Linked DNA regions of Mus musculus: region 1 is linked to region 2. A link is a loop called in an ENCODE intact Hi-C map of the cell type or tissue named here. Cell type or tissue: left cerebral cortex. All regions are shown on one strand.

Region 1 (8,000 bases), 140 kb after region 2:
AACATTCATAACCAGATACTGATTGCAACTAGAAAACAGCAGAAAATATTTACCTTAATACTGACAAATATTTCATTTACCCCAAAAATGGGATATTTCCCAGGGCATGTGGAAAACTGTTTAGATCTAACCAAAAGTTGAGACAGTTCATGAAGTTGACTCTGCTGTGAAGAAGCTGGGGGGAGCAGAGAGGGGAATAGGAAAGCATCTTCCATTTGCACTTGTCTTTTTTACTCCCTTGCTCCTGAGCCTTACCAAATGGCAATGGCAATGCCCTAGGTGTCCTATTTCTTATACTTTACTCCCTTGACCAAGCTCACTCAGTCAGTCAACAGGGACTCAAGGGAGGTAGAGGTGGGGAGTGAGGATTAAAGAAAGAAAAGGCAATTAGACAATACTGTAATATGACTCCAGCGAGTGCTGAAGTAAGTTTATTTTTTCCCCAGCTGTTTAAATACCATTCTAAGTATATGCAACAAATAGGGTCAGTTCTTGGTCAAGAACAAACAAGGCATAAACAAAAGTCCTGTGATCACTGTATCCATGGCCTTATCAAGATGATCAAGATACAAGGAACACATTCCTCAGCTGTATTTATCTTGAGCCTACTTTCTTGTCCTAGACCAATGTCAAATATTCTTGCTGATATCCTTGAAGCAACACTAAGAGCTCTCCATACACCCTAAGTGTTTGATGTTGTATATGATGCACCCCAATTTACAACTTAGGTGAGGAGTTCCCTTAATGGTAAGAAGTGATGCTGTCAATCAACTGGATGCACAAAATCAGGATACCATTTTTCATATGAAGCAGAGTTTATTTGTAAGAATATATCATATGTAATATAAGTAACATAATATAATTTAATATAATATAAAACAGTAAGGAGTGAGAGAGGATAGAAGAAAGGATTCATCACTTACATATTCCATCCTATCAGGATACATCTATATTTCCACACCCTAGAAAGAAATCTGCACATACATGCCATCTGAATAGAAGAAGACTTTCTAAGTCACACAACATATATTGGTCATGTTCCCCTTCTGCTAAAACAACATGGAAATGTTATATGATTATCTGAATCAGAATGAAGACTTGATATCCTTCATGCATGCCAAATATCTAGTTTCTAAGCCTTTCTGTCCTATAAACAAATAAATTCTAATTCTGCTTGAAGAACTTGTTCTACTTGACAACAAAAATCCCAAGGCCAAGAAGGAATTATGTTATTTTCAATTTACCAACCTCTCAAATTTCTTTCCTCATCTGCACAAGGACAGAGTTGATATTTCTCTATGTGACTACAATGTTCAGAAAACCAAGAGACAGATGAGGGTTAGCTCGGTGTTAAGTGTGCCTAGTATGCCTGGAGCCCTAGATAGGATCCTTAACACCAGAGCAAAATGAGAATTAAGGGTAGGGATGGAGATGAGGAGGGAGAAAGAGGAAATAGAAAAGGCTATGTCTAAATATGAATTCCATAGAATAGTAATTTATTTGCAATAAAATTCAAAGCATGCTAAAAATCATTCCATATGCCCTTTTATAGCACTGAAATAATTTTTGAAACAATGAATTTATGAAATTCTTAGACAAATGGATGTATCTGGAGGATATCTTCCTTAGTGAGGTAACCCAATCACAAAAGAAGTCATTAGATATGCACTCACTGATAAGTGGATATTAGCCCAGAAACTTAGAATATCCAAGATACAATTTGCAAAACACAAGAAAATCAAGAAGAGGGAACACCAATGTGTGGATACTTCATCCCTCCTTAGAATAGGGAACAAAATACCCATGGAAGGATTTACAGAGACAAAGTTTGGAGCTAAGATGAAAGGATGGACTATCCAGAGACTACCCCACCCAGGGATCCATCCCATAATCAGCCAACAAACCCAGACACTATTGCATATGCCAGCAAGATTTTACTGAAGGGACCCTGGTATAGCTGTCTCATATGAGGCTATGCCAGTGCCTGGCAAATACAGAAGTGGATGCTCACAGTCATCTATAAGATAGAACACAGGGCCCGCAATGGAGAAGCTAGAGAAAGGACCCAAGGAGCTGAAGGGGTCTGCAACCCTATAGGTGGAACAACAATATGAACTAACCAGTACCCCCAGAGCTTGGGTCTCTAGCTGCATATGTAGCAGAAGATGGCCTAGTCAGCCATCACTGAGAAGAGAGGCCCCTTGGAATTGCAAACTTTATATGCCCCAGTACAGGGGAATGCCAGGGCCAAGAAGTGGGAGTGGGAGAGTGGGGGAGCAGGGTGGGGGGAGGGTATAGGGAACTTTCGGGATAGCATTTGAAATGTAAATAAAGAAAATATCTAATAAAAAAAGAAATAATTTTTGAATATTTTTAGCTCTAATGAAACTACAAACTAAACAGGGTGTCTTGCATAGAGTGCCTATTCCTGAATCTGCCCAACAAATTCACTATGGATGGTTCAAAGTAGCCAAAGAAATTAAAGGTGGTGTATTTCCCAGTAGGTAAAAAATAATGTAAGTGACTGGACTGGCACAGACTTGAAATCCCAACACCTGGGATGCAGAGGAAGGAAAATCATATGTTTGAGGATAGCCTGAACTATATAGAAACTTATCTGAACATACACACACACACACACACACACACACACACACACACACACACCTCTGTGAACAAGAGCATCCTTCAAAGACATGCATAGGTGAATCCAGGCTTAACAATAAGCTGCCTGTAAAACAGGCTCTGGATGTGGAAAAATGATACGAAGAATGAGGAAATCAGAACTACATGGTTTAGTACAAAATGACACAAGGAAATTAAAACTGGAGCACAGCCACAGGAAACTGGACTGTAAATGAGGATGGGTGAATTTGAGAGCCATGTTCAGGTATCCATAGGGTAAAGCTGCATTCTCTCCCAGTGAGATAGGTGCAACATCCATGATCTGCAATTTCAGCCTCTAAAACATAAGTGCTAGGGAGTAAAAGATGAATACTGAAACCATTCTGACTAGCCCAGCAGTGCACTTGGTGAAGCACACAATAACAGTTATGTCTGTGGGCAGTGTTAAGGTGCTCACAATACAGCTACCCTGTCCTTGGAAATTCCTGTTAGTGAAATAACACTTCTTGGCACTCCAAAAAACTATAACACAGCCATAAGTAGTCAGCCCTTATACAAGAATAGATGAGTTTGAGAGCCTCTAATGGAGTTCTAAAACCCTTTCACGTTAAGTACTCCTGTCTTCCTCCAGATATCACAGAGAATCTGCAGGATACCCCATAAAGGTGAAAGAGACACATATTAATTTCCTCCACCTGTACTTCTTGATGATAGCCAGTCATGTGGCCCCATCTAGAGGCTAGATTACAAAGTCTCTTATAACTTCTCAGGAACTTTTATCCTACATGGCTGGAGGTTATCAGGATTGTGTGCAATGTAATTTCTCACCCTGTTCATGGCTAGAAGTAAGTGAATGAATAATCAATCGATGGGTGTGAAATTTTAATAGTTGCCAAGTTATGACAGAAACTGAAGAGAGCTTAATGGCAGTAGGGAGACAGTTGGTTCAGGGGTGTCCTTTGAGATCAGACCACCTGTCTCCTGGACTCACAGAACTAGCAGAAGATATGTTGGGAAAGAAAAGGTTGACAATGTGTGTTGGCTACATTTCTGAAGTAGCTAAATAAGAAGAACTGGGCAGAAAACATATAAAAAGAATTGGTCACTTTCTCAAAAGGAAACAAGGTGGATTCAAGACAGTGGCTTGGAACAATATGTCTTTACGTTCTTCCAGCTCTGCAGGTCAGAAATCTGAAACACATTTCTTGAAGCTAAAACAGGGGCATGGACAAGGCTGTGTGTCTTTCTGGAAATAACTCCACAAGCCCTAGGAGAATCTGACTCTTCACACAGATCTTGGCTTGTCGTACTGATTCATCTCCAATGGCAAAGGCCAGTTGTACCTTTCCCATTCACAATTAATTGGTTTATTTTTTCCTGAAGCTTCAAGCAAAACTATCCCAACCAAACGTCTTAGTTAAATAAATACCTTAGGGAGAAGTTTGTGTTAAGAGTGTGGTGCCCAATAAATACTTCATATGAGGCAAAGGTCTCAATAAGTCATTATTACTCTAAATTATCTCCCAGTAAGTTACAGAGGTAAACACCGAGGCTATCAAGGGGAGAATAGAGAAAAGTTAAGAATTATGTCTATAGAAGACATTGGCAGGGTGCTGATTGGCATACAATAGAATCAAGCCATGAGAGGTTTCCTGATAAACATATCTTGCCAATGAAACAATCTGCTCAACTAAGAAAACATTTGAACTATTAAAAGTTAACATAGACCAGAAGAACCAGACTCGCTGCCTCCGTTCCCTCATGCAAATGAATGGATACTAGATGCCCTAAGAATCAGGCTTCCTCGGCGCTGAGTTTGGATTCGCCTCTGTGGACCTGCTCAAGAAGAGTTGCAGGTTAAGTGCTTTTCTTTCGGTTTCTAGCCTGCCTCACTTTGGCTCGCGTTGGCTCTCCCAAGCACTTGAGAAGTCGCAGTCGGTCAGAGGTCAGCGTGGATCAGAAAAGCAAAGTAAAAAGAGTAGTAAGAACGCCTCGAGAAATTGTTCAGCCTCCAAATCTCAAAGTCACAAGGCCAGCAGCACCTCCAGTGTTGAGGAGAGAAGCAAGCACAAGGCCTAGGAAGACATGGAGATCCAGCTCTCCCTCCTCCTCCTCCTCTCCTTCCAGTTCTTCTAGCTCCGCCTCACCCTCATCCTCCAGTGATGGCAAGAAGAAGCGAGGGAAGCACAAAGATAAGAAGAGGAGGAAAAAGAAAAATAAACGGAAGAAGCTGAAGAGGCAAGGAGAAGGCTGTGGTGGATGCTCGTCAGAGTGTAATTCGAACGTGACTGACCCAAAGACAGGACACACTAGGCTCATCAACGGAGATGGTGAGGTTTTAGAGGAAATTGTAACCAAAGAATGTCACAGATCAACAAGCAAGCCACCCGAGGGGCTGGCCTGGTTTTCCAGGTTCGAGTGGGCCTGCTTCCCTGAGGGCCCTGCTATCCCAGGCTTGTGAACTGCTGTTGGTGGCTTGGAGACCGATGGGTCCAGGTGCCTTTCTTACTGTGCCTTTCCTACAGCTCAGCATCCTCTTGGGTACAGTGCGAGGCCTAAGCACCGAATGGACAGTGGAGTGTCACTATTAAGGGATCTTGGTCACAGAAAAAAAAATTTTTTTTAAATTAAAGTTAACATAAAGTTAGGCATAGTAGCTGTAATCCCAACACTTAAGGTTGCAGATTTGAGGCCAGCCCAGCCTCCATGGTGAGTTCAAGTACTTGGGTTACATAGCAAGACACTGACTCAAAATGGGGGAAAAAGAACTGCTATAACTCTTAGTCTATCATATTAGCACCAGGAAGAAGGCTGCATGTTCAAGAACATGAAACTATAGGTGAGAATATGCGACTAAAGGTGAAATATTTTAACTACAGCAGCCACTACACAAAGAAAGCTCCTATTGCCACAAGCAACATTTTAAATGAAATAGCAGTGGCATTTCTTTTGCTGATTCTTCTGAAATTTTATGGTTTGCTACATAGTGTAACCTAAGCTAGCCTTTCTAATATAGACATGTTTATTCTGAAATGCCTGCAAGACACAAAAAGGGAAATGCTAAGAGAAGGTTTACTCTAACTGAAGACAGTGATGGCCCTCTCCCTAGAATCTCAGCCATCTACACTTCTGAGCCCACCATACTCCATGGTAGTTCTGAACTGATGAACACAAGTAGCCCTGGGTATGGGGAAAGGACTGGAATGTGAGAAGTGGCAGGATATAATCAGGGGTGAGATGCTGAAGAGATGGCTCAGCAGTTAAGAATACTAGCCACTCTTACAGAAGCCTTGAGTTCAGTTCCCAGCCCACACAATCTGTAACTCCAATTCTAGGGGATCTGACACCCTCTTTTGACCTCTGTGGGCACGAGGCATGTACATGGTGCACAGACACACATGTAGGCAAAAAACACCCATACATGTGGTTTATTTTTAATTTTTAAACTTAAAACAAAAATGGGGGTGAAAGTAATCAAATGTATTATATATAATACATGAAATTGCCAAGGATGGGATTTAGTTATGAAAAAGAAGTTGCTGAATATGTGAATGTGGATATCAAAGGAAAAGGCTAAGCTAGAATTATTAGTTTGGAAATCATCATAGTTAATGGGATTTAGAGCTAGATAACTGAGTTTGTCAGATTTAAAGCCGGACAATTGATGAGGAGGGGGAAACTCTAAAGGACTTAGAATCAGAATGTTTAGTTAGATAGCATTTATCTTTATATTACCAGTATGATCCAATTGTACTTATTCTCTGTTCATGCATTCAGCTCAGATACTGACCCACTTGCTAGATGAAGAAGTGGATATTTTATATGTAAAAATGATCAAATTCCCTTACATAAAAATACAATTAAACCCTTTCCTTAACATTTAAACACTTTGGTGTATTTCAAGGCACTCCAACATATTCACCTATTTTCATATTTGCTGGAGCTATGTGGTGACGGCAGCCATGATGCTGGATAAGATGATGGTCATGGTGTAGTCTGAACAGGCAGGCATGAGAGAGAAGAGAGGCCTCTGGACATGCTAGAAATCTCACATAAATAAAATCAAAAATATCTTTTTCATTCAGCATGTTTCAAGTTAGAATTACAGCTATGGAGAACCTATTGTACCCAGTGGTTCATATGCTCAAATTAATCCTCACAATAAGCTTAGAACATAGGTAAAGAGATTTTATTTTATAGGTTAAGATTAAATTTCTAAAAGATATGAACTCCCCATGGCTCACAATCAAAATGTAATAGACCCAGGATTTGAATCCATGTATATTTCATTCTAGTACTCATTTGCTTTCTGCAACAGACAACATGGTTCTTGAACAAAGGAACTCACTGGCAAGTTCTCTCTCTCTCTCTCTCTCTCTCTCTCTCTCTCTCTCTCTCTCTCTCTCTCTCTCTCTCTCCTGTTTGTAAGAGAAACTAAGACAGCTTTGTGAACTGTGACTGCTCTCAAGACTTCCACACAACAGACAACATGCGAGTCATGCTGTCCCTAATTTGCTTGGTCTTAGCACCATAGATGATAGGGTTAAGCATGGGGGGAACCAACACATAGAGATTTGCCAGAAGAATGTGCACATGGTGGGGGATGTTCTTGCCAAAGCGATGAGTAAGGAAAGTAAAAAATGATGGTATGAAAAAGAGGAGAATGACCCCAATGTGAGAACCACAGGTATTGAGGGCCTTGTGCCTAGCATCCTGGGAAGGAAGTCTAAACACAGCCTGGAGGATCAACGTATAAGAAATACCAATGAGTGCAACATCTACCAAAACTGAAGCCATTGGCACCGAGAAGCCATACCAGATATTGACAGTGATGTCAGCACAAGCCAATCTGGCTACACCAATATGCTCACAATATGAGTGTGGGATGACATTGGTCCTGCAGTATGACAGCCTCTTCAGCAGAAATATGATAGGGAAAATTGTCCCAATGCTCCGTCCCCAGATGGCCAGGGTCATTTTTCCAATTGCCATAGGTGTTAAGACGGCTGAGTATCTCAGAGGAGTACAAATAGCCACATATCGGTCAAATGCCATGGCCAGAAGGATTCCCGACTCAGCCACAAAAGCAACGTGGATGAAAAACATCTGAGCAATGCAGGCATCAAAGGGGATCTCCCCAGCATGGAACCAAAAGATAGCCAAGGTCTTAGGCACAGTGGTGGTTGACAGGAGAATATCAGTGCCAGCCAGCATGGACAGAAAGACATACATGGGCTCATGGAGGGTGCGTTCACTCAGGACAACAAGGATGAGGGCTCCGTTCCCCAAGACTGCAGCAATGTACATAAGACAAAAAGGAATAGAAAGCCAGGTGTGGTACTGCTCCAGCCCTGGGATTCCAAGCAGGATGAACA
Region 2 (8,000 bases):
CATCAGAAGAACAAGGTGACTTAAGCTGCAACACAAGGAAATAAAGTTAGATTGAAGGAAGAAAATTCTTTCTGGATGCAAGTGTTTACAGATGAGTCTTCCACATATCTGAACCAGGCTGAGTCTAGCTGTCATGAGGGATAGGAGTAAACACTGAGCACAGCTGCCTTGAGAGAGATGTTAACTCTGCCACTCAGTGACTGGTTTCAAAACTGTCAACTTGAAATCACAATGCTGACTGTGTAAGTAGCGCTGAAGGCTATGTCATCTGTCACCTTGACACTCATCTCCTGCAGCCTCATGACACAGCACTCAGTAGTTGTTCCTAGGTAGTCTGCATCCCACATCTTCTCCCCCCTATTACATGTCAGTTCCAGGGTTCAGAATTTCCTCCTTCCTCTTTCCTATGTGACTTATCATTGAGTTGTTTTAACTTGTTAATGTGCTTCATTTCATTCCAATTTTATCTTTAGTACAAAAATATATCTGAGAAGCACAAATTCATTTCTCTGCATCCCTAAGCCCAAACACTCAACATTCAAAGTTGGTGGATTACCTAGTCTTCCCAGACATCCTACATTGTGTCTGTCCATGCTATATCAGTATTTGTGTGAATAAACCCTTATCTATGTATCCAAATTGAAAACTGTCTTTACTAATTTTTACAACTGATGCCTTTTATCTTTTCAACACTGCCCATTGACTTTACCTTTATCATCTCACAGCTGCTTTTTTCCCGAGCTCCCAGAATCACTGCCTATGTTCACAATCCAACTTTCTCTTACCTGAGCTCTACCAAACATAACAGAAAAATTCGGGTTGGAGAAACATTTATTGTGAACTCTGGCTGTAACACTCTATGTCTATGAAGTTTTGAAATTTTTACTTTCAACCTTTAAATCACAAATTCTCCCTAAATATGTACACACTCACACACACACACACACACACACACACACACACACACACAGAGAGAGAGAGAGAGAGAGAGAGAGAGAGAGAGAGAGAGAGAGAGAGAGAGAGAGAGAGAGATACAGATGTATGCATATAAAATACTTTGTGGAATGTCATCCTAAATGGAATAAATCACAGACTGGCATACAAGGTTCCCAGGTTGTCTTATAGCATTTCTTTCTTAGCAGTTGTGTGCTCCCAGTTACACATATATTTTGCTGTCCCCTTTTATTGCTATTGTAATTTTATGATCGCACAGACGTATTATACATGACTTCTATGCTGCTTTCTCCTTCTTTTATCTAAATTGCTCTTTTATCTAAATTGCTCTTTCTCATCTATCAAAATTTGAAGTCCAGTGTCCTATTCTCCTCCAGAAGTATTCACAGTGGTTTGCCAACCCTGATAACATTTCCTATATTTTATGATCTTCCTTTGTTTATCTATAAATTTCTGATATGTCCACATCATAAAATCCATTTCAACGTCTAAGTGTTTTATTTCAAAAGACAGAATCAGATCTTGTATTAAATTAAATTTGGTAATCACCAACAAGCATGGTGGTCCCTTCACAGTGTATAACATCAAACTTAATTAAATTTAAGCTATTTCTATTTTGTATTCTAGCAATAAAACTTTGGCGAGCTACTTAAAATTTATAAGCCTTGGTTTCTCATCTGACAAAAAATAAAGAAGATCAGCTATATACATTACTATAAATATTAATCAAACAGTGCATTCAAAATCTAGACTGACATTATTCTACAAGTTATGGTTTTCATTAGTATTACTATAAATTATTAAAGAATATGGTCCCAATTTTTTTCCATTTTTCTTCCCATCCACAAATGTTACCTCTATGTTTCAAATGTTCTGTCTCTTGTTGCCTTGTAAGAATTCATTGCTGTTGCCTCCAAGTGTACTAATAAGAGAAACAAGTAAATGAAACATGTACTCTGTTTAATCTGCTTCTTTTGATTCACCATGTATCATTGAACAGAAATGTATATGATATATTTATGACTTAAGATTTGTCTTAAGATAAAGATAAACTCTGAAATAGTATTAATCTATGCTGGGACTCATACATACACACATGAAGAGTCAGACATGACTCAGTTTTGGGTGATCCCACATCTATAGATCATTTTGAGTATTTTAAAATAAATCAGTAATGACTATAATACTGCCTCCTAACTCTGCCTATAATTACTACAAAATCCAAAATGCCCAATGAACAAACATCAGCCTTTTCTTTTCTTCCCCTTTAATCTTAAAGGAATAGCAGTAGTTCTGTTGAGTGCTCCATGGTAATCCATCCAAGTACAATAATTCATCCATTAGTACTTAGAACTCTGTACAAAGAGAAAGGTTATTCTCCTTCTTAGCTATCCTCTTATGATGCAAACCTGCTTCTCCATTTTTTAGCAGAAAAACAAAGTGATCACTATGCATTAGGGAAGCATGTCCATAGCTTTTATAGGAGCAATGTAAGGGAGGTTGAGGGGCAATAATGCAGGTCCTTGGCATCAGTTACCTCTGTGCTTTGTGGCTTGTATGCCCAGAGTAAAAGCCTGGAGCCTTCTGTATTACTAAGTGGTCCTCAGTGAGCCTTACAAAAAAACAGAAAAGCATTTGTCTCCAGGAATCTGGAGAGAGAGATGCATTTAACTCTCTGACCAGGAAGTGGAACATAGAAAGGACTGGGATGTAATTCCCTCACAGCCATCAGATCCACCCCAAGCCATCTGTCTTTTGTCAAGTGGTTCTTTGAGTTCTGTAGGGCAGTCTGATATGTCTCCTTTCCTTCTCAATTATAATCCTTTCATCGCTGTATCACTGCGCTGATTACTTTGCACTGTAAGACCACTCAATCCCTGAAGAGTAGGGATGATGTCTTACTTAGGGGAGACTTCCCAGAACCTGATGCAGCATTCCTGGAATCCAATTAATCCTGCCTATGACTGGGTAAAGAAACACATACCCAACTGTTCAAATTACATAATAAATAAGTGAAAATGGAAGCGGTCTTAAAGAACTTGAAATTGTGGGAACTTGATGAAGCAGAGGCTGGACTTCGGGACAAGGTCATCATAATAAACAGAAGAGTGTCTACTGAGGGGTGACCACTGAGCCTTGATGTTCCCCACCCAACGTGACACTCCGGGTGCTTCATGGGTGTGGGGGCTTTGCTGAATCTCAGCTGCAAGAGACAAGTTAGAGTTCTGGGTGTGTACAGAAAAGAAGGGAATCGGTAGTCAATATAAGACACTTCTTTGATTACCTGTAGTAGGTAGGAAGGTTGCTCTCTTGGTTGTGACCTGACTCTCCTTAATGTCCTCAACAGTGTCCTGGATTCCATGAAAGTTCAGGAAAGGGAAAGATAAGAACACAGCCAGAGGTGCAAGAATAGTGGGTCTGTGATAATGCTCTGACATAAGAAGAAGACACAAAGCACTCAGAGATATGGCTCTAACTAACACATCTTAGAGAACCTAATACAACAAGCAGGGCACTGTCTTCCTTGTGTCTGGGCTGTCCTCAAGGATGTGCCCTTTGAATTTGAAGTTTTGGGTCAACTATGAGGAAGATAGACTCAACAGCAAGTAGAGTACTTGGAAAGGGGTAAATGGATCTTGTCAAATTCAGGAAGGTTCTACTAAGCCTTCCCCTAATCCCAAGCCACAGAGCTATCAGGCACCATTCCAGCCTCCACAGTGACACACTGCTCTAGGTTTGGAGTGATGATGGGGAGACTTAGTGCTCAGAAGGACTGCATAGCAATTTCTGAATGTTGAAGAGAAAATTAAATACATCATTCATGGCCTGTGAAGCTAATGCTTCTGAAGTTGTCAACACTATTAGTAGCATCCTCCTGGGCTAGTGTGCTGTGAGGATGAGAAAATGAGACTATGCAGAAAGGGGTTGGGAGTGTCTCCAGCTCACGGTGATGTTCAATGAGATCACTAGGTGTCTGCACTAACAGCTTGTGGCAATGTGTCCTCTGTGATCTCTGTGTCAATGTGCTTAATTCTTTATGTCAGTGCCCAGGCCAGACTTGTAAAGAACAGAGCTTGTGACTCAGGGGAACAGTATCTAAAACTACTAAGAGGTGCTGGGCTGGAGAGAAAGCTCAGTCAAATAAAGGTCTGCAGTGCAGGCGCTGTAGGGAAGAGACAGCAAATGTGTCATCTTGCTGGCCAGCCTGCGGCAGTGAGCCCAGGGTCAGTGAGAAATCCGTTCTCAAAAAACATGAGGTGGACACAGACTGAGAGAAACACCTGCTATCTACCTCTGGCTTCCTCGTGCTGGAGCATTCATGTACATATCCACAAAATCATGTACATACACCACACACAATGAGAGAGAGAGAGAGAGAGAGAGAGAGAGAGAGAGAGAGAGAGAGAGAGAGAGACTACAAAGATATGTTAAAGCAGTTGTATTTACATAGTTGCAGCCCCATTAACCAAGCTGAGAAATGATTCCCCCCCCCACAGGACCTTAAAAAAATTCAGCACTCAGTAGGCTTCCCCCAACCCTAAATTCCAAATCTGACCTCATTTCCACAGCCCAGGTTCTGTGCTTCATCTTGTTGCTGCTTGTGACAGTTATGAAAGTTTCTTCTTGATGTTTCCTCAAAGGAGCAACCATGACTGTGAACAGACTCTGGGAAAGGGTGTTAATACCAACTGATAGGTCCCGGAGGACTTGCAGCACATCTGCTCAAAGCCTAAGTTAGTCTTCAGACTGGAGAGACACATGGGCTGAGTGAACATCCCAGAAGGGTGGGTGGATGAGCAGGGAGACAAGGCTAGTGATGACACCTTGACTCACAGGGTAAATTGAGACAGGCAGAGAGGTGGGGTATGGCTTTGGGTTACTGCCTAGAAGCTATTGGCTTCTGGCATTTTAACTCTTTCTTATAATTTAGAGGCTAGAAGCTACTGGCTGCTAGCAATTTAACTCTTTCTCTGGGGCCAGAAGCTGGTGACATCTGGTAATTTCACTCTTGCTGGTTGCATCAGGGAATTAAGAGGAAAATGGCTTAGTTACCTGGGTTGTTTTCTCTCAGCCCAAAGGCCCCTTGCTGGACAGGCTAGGGGCTCTTCTTGAGCCAGAGAAAAAAGAAAAGAAAGGAAGAAAGGAAGTCAGCTGCTCTTATCTCCCCCTTCCCCTTTCCCCTTTCCCCCTCCCCCCTTCCCCCTTTCCCCTTTCCCCTTTCCCCTTTCCCCTCTTCCCCCCTCTCACTCTCTCTTTCAGGCCAAATTACCTGCTTCATTGTATTCACAAGTACACATGCATACTTAGAAACATATACATATACCTTCATATGTATGTATGTCCATACATATAGACAGACAGACATAGATACATTTGGTGGATGGAGCAGAGGCCCAATGCATGCTCTATGAGCCATGAACCTCAAACTGTTCATCTTCACTAATCAAGCTTAGACCCAAGTGAACTCTACCTTTTTTTTTAAATGAGTGAAAGCAAAACCTTTATTTCCTATTGATCTCTGATTTTTATTAGATATTTCCATTACATTTCAAAAGATATCCCCTTTCCTCATGTCCCCTCTGAAAACTTGCTATCCCTGCCCAACACCCCTGCTCACCAAACCACCCACTCCTGCTTCCTGGCCCTGGCATCCCCTACACTGGTGCATCGAGCCTTCACAGGACCAAGGGCCTCTCCTTCCATTGATGACTGACAAGGCCATTATCTGCTACATATGCGGCTGGAGCCATGGGTTTCTCCATGTGTACTCTTTGGTTGGTGGTTTAGTCCCTGGGAGCTCTGGGGGTACTAGTTGGATCATATTTTGATCCTCCTATGGGCCTGCAAACCCATTCACCTCCTTGGATCCTTTCTCTAGTTTCTTCATTGAGGACCCAGTGCTAAGTCCAAAGGTTGGTTGAGAGCATCCACCTCTGTATTTGTCAGACAGTGGTAGGGCCTCTCAGGAGACAGCTATATCAGAGACCTCTCAGCAAGCATCTGTTGGCATTCATAAGAGTGTCTGGGTTTGGTGACTGTATATGGAATGTTTCCTCAGGTGGGGCAGTCTCTGCATGGCTTTTCCTTCCGTCTCTGCTCCACACTTCATCTCAGCAACTCCTTTCATGGATATTTGATTCACCCTTCTAAGGAAGGCCAAAGTATCCATACACTGATCATCCTTCTCCTTGAGCTTCAACTGCTCTGTGAACTGTATCTTGGGTATTCCAAGCTTCTGGGCTAATAACTACCTATCAATGAGTGAATACTTGTGTTCTTTTGTGGTTGGGTTAACGCACTCAGGATGATATTCTCTAGCTCCATCTATTTGCCTACAAATTTCATAAATTCATTGTATTTAATAGCTTAGTAGTACTCCACTGTGTATATGCACCACATTTTCTGTATCAATTCCTCTGTTGAGGACATCTGGGTTGTTTCCAGCTTCTGGTTATTATAAATAAGGCTGCTATGAACATAGTGGAGCATGTGTCCTTATTACATGTTGGAGCATCTTCTGGGTATATGCCCAGGAGTGGTATTGCTAGGTCCTCAGGTAGTACTATGTCCAGTTTTCTGAATAACTGCCAGACTGATTTCCACTGTGGCTGTACCAACTTACAATTCCACCAGCAATGGAGGAGTGTTCCTCTTTCTTCACATCCTTGCTAGTATCTTCTGTCACCTGACCTTTGATCTTAGCCATTCTGACTGGTATGAAATGGAACCTCAAGGTTGTTTTGATTTGCATTTCCCTGATGACTAAGGATGTTGAAAATTTCTTTAGGTGTTTCTCTGCCATTCAGTAATCCTCAGTTGAGAATTCTTTGTTTAACTCTTTACCCCATTTTTTAATAGTTATTTAGTTCTCTGAAGTATAACTTCTTGCACTCTTAGTATATATTGCATATTAGGACTCTATCGGGTGTAGGGTTGGTAAAGATCTTTTCCCATCTGTTGGTTGCTGTTTTGTTATATTGACAGTGTCCTTTGCCTTAGAGAAGCTTTGCAATTTTTATGAGGTCCCATTTTTCAATTCTTGATCTTAGAGCATAAGCTGTTGGTGTTCAGGAACTTTTCCCCTGTGCCCATGTCCTCGAGGCTCTCCCCCACTTCATTTCTGTTAGTTTCAGTGTATCTGGTTTTATGTGGAGGTCCTTGATCCACTTGGACTTTAGCTTTGTACAAGGAGATAAGAATGGATAGATTTGCATTCTTCTACATGCTAACCACCAGGTGGACCTGCACCATTTGTTGAAAATGCAGCCTTTTTTCCAGTGGATGGTTTTAGCTCCGTTGTCAAAGATCAAGTGACTATAGGTGTATGAGTTCACTTCTGCATCTCCATTTCTATTCCATTGATGTACCTGCCTATCACCATACCAATACCAGGCAGTTTTTTCACAATTGCTCTGTAGTACAGCTTGAGGTCATGGATGGTGATTCCACCAGAAATTCTTTTATTGTTTAAAAGTGTTTTCGCTATCCTGGTTTTTTTGTTATTCCAGATGAATTTGGAAATTGCTCTTTCTAACTCAGTGAAGAATTGAGTTGGAATTTTGATAGTGATTGCATTGAATCTGTAGATTGCTTTTGGCAAGATAGCCATTTTGACTATATTAATCCTGCCAATCCATGAGCATGGGAGATATTTCCATCTTCTGAGATTTTCTTTGATTTCTTTCTTCAGAGACTTGAAGTTCTTGTCATATAGATTTTTTTTTCTAGCTTAGTTAGAGTCACACCAAGGTATTTTATATTGTTTGTGACTATTGTAAAGGGTGTTGTTTCTCTAATTTCTTTCTAAGCATGTTTTTCCTTTAAGTAGAGGAAGGCTACTGATTTGTTTGAGTTAATTTTATATCCAGCAACTTTGCTAAAGTTATTTATCAGCTGTAAGAGTTCTCTGGTGGAAGTTTTGGGGTCACTTCAGTATACTATCATATCATCTGCAAATAGTGAAATTTTAAGTTCTTCCTTTCCAATTTGTATCCATTTGACTCCTTTTTGTTGTCTAATTGCTCTGGCTAGGAGTTTGAGTACTA

Evidence for each region. Hi-C counts contacts between places; a loop is a spot of excess contacts. Peaks named below come from ENCODE experiments on the same cell type or tissue, not always from the same donor. Only the 100,000 strongest peaks of a DNase experiment are listed, where the experiment ranks them.
Region 1: it touches region 2 in a loop (2.0-fold over the local background); 6 of 42 quality-filtered maps call a loop at or near these places.

The regions. Positions count from the first base shown.
Region 1 is chr7:105,322,154-105,330,153 of GRCm38, forward strand. It overlaps Olfr690 (olfactory receptor 690), which reads right to left. Exons shown (of 1, transcript NM_020290.2): 1 at 7,064-8,000. The coding sequence ends at 7,090. It also overlaps the pseudogene Gm45331. Among named protein-coding and RNA genes, the nearest start is that of Olfr690, 4.1 kb to the right of the region's middle. In left cerebral cortex, a CTCF peak has its summit at 3,361; no DNase peak of the experiment used is centred here.
Region 2 is chr7:105,181,410-105,189,409 of GRCm38, forward strand. No RefSeq gene overlaps it. Among named protein-coding and RNA genes, the nearest start is that of Olfr685, 4.1 kb to the left of the region's middle. In left cerebral cortex, no CTCF peak of the experiment used is centred here; a DNase peak (open chromatin) is centred at 4,702.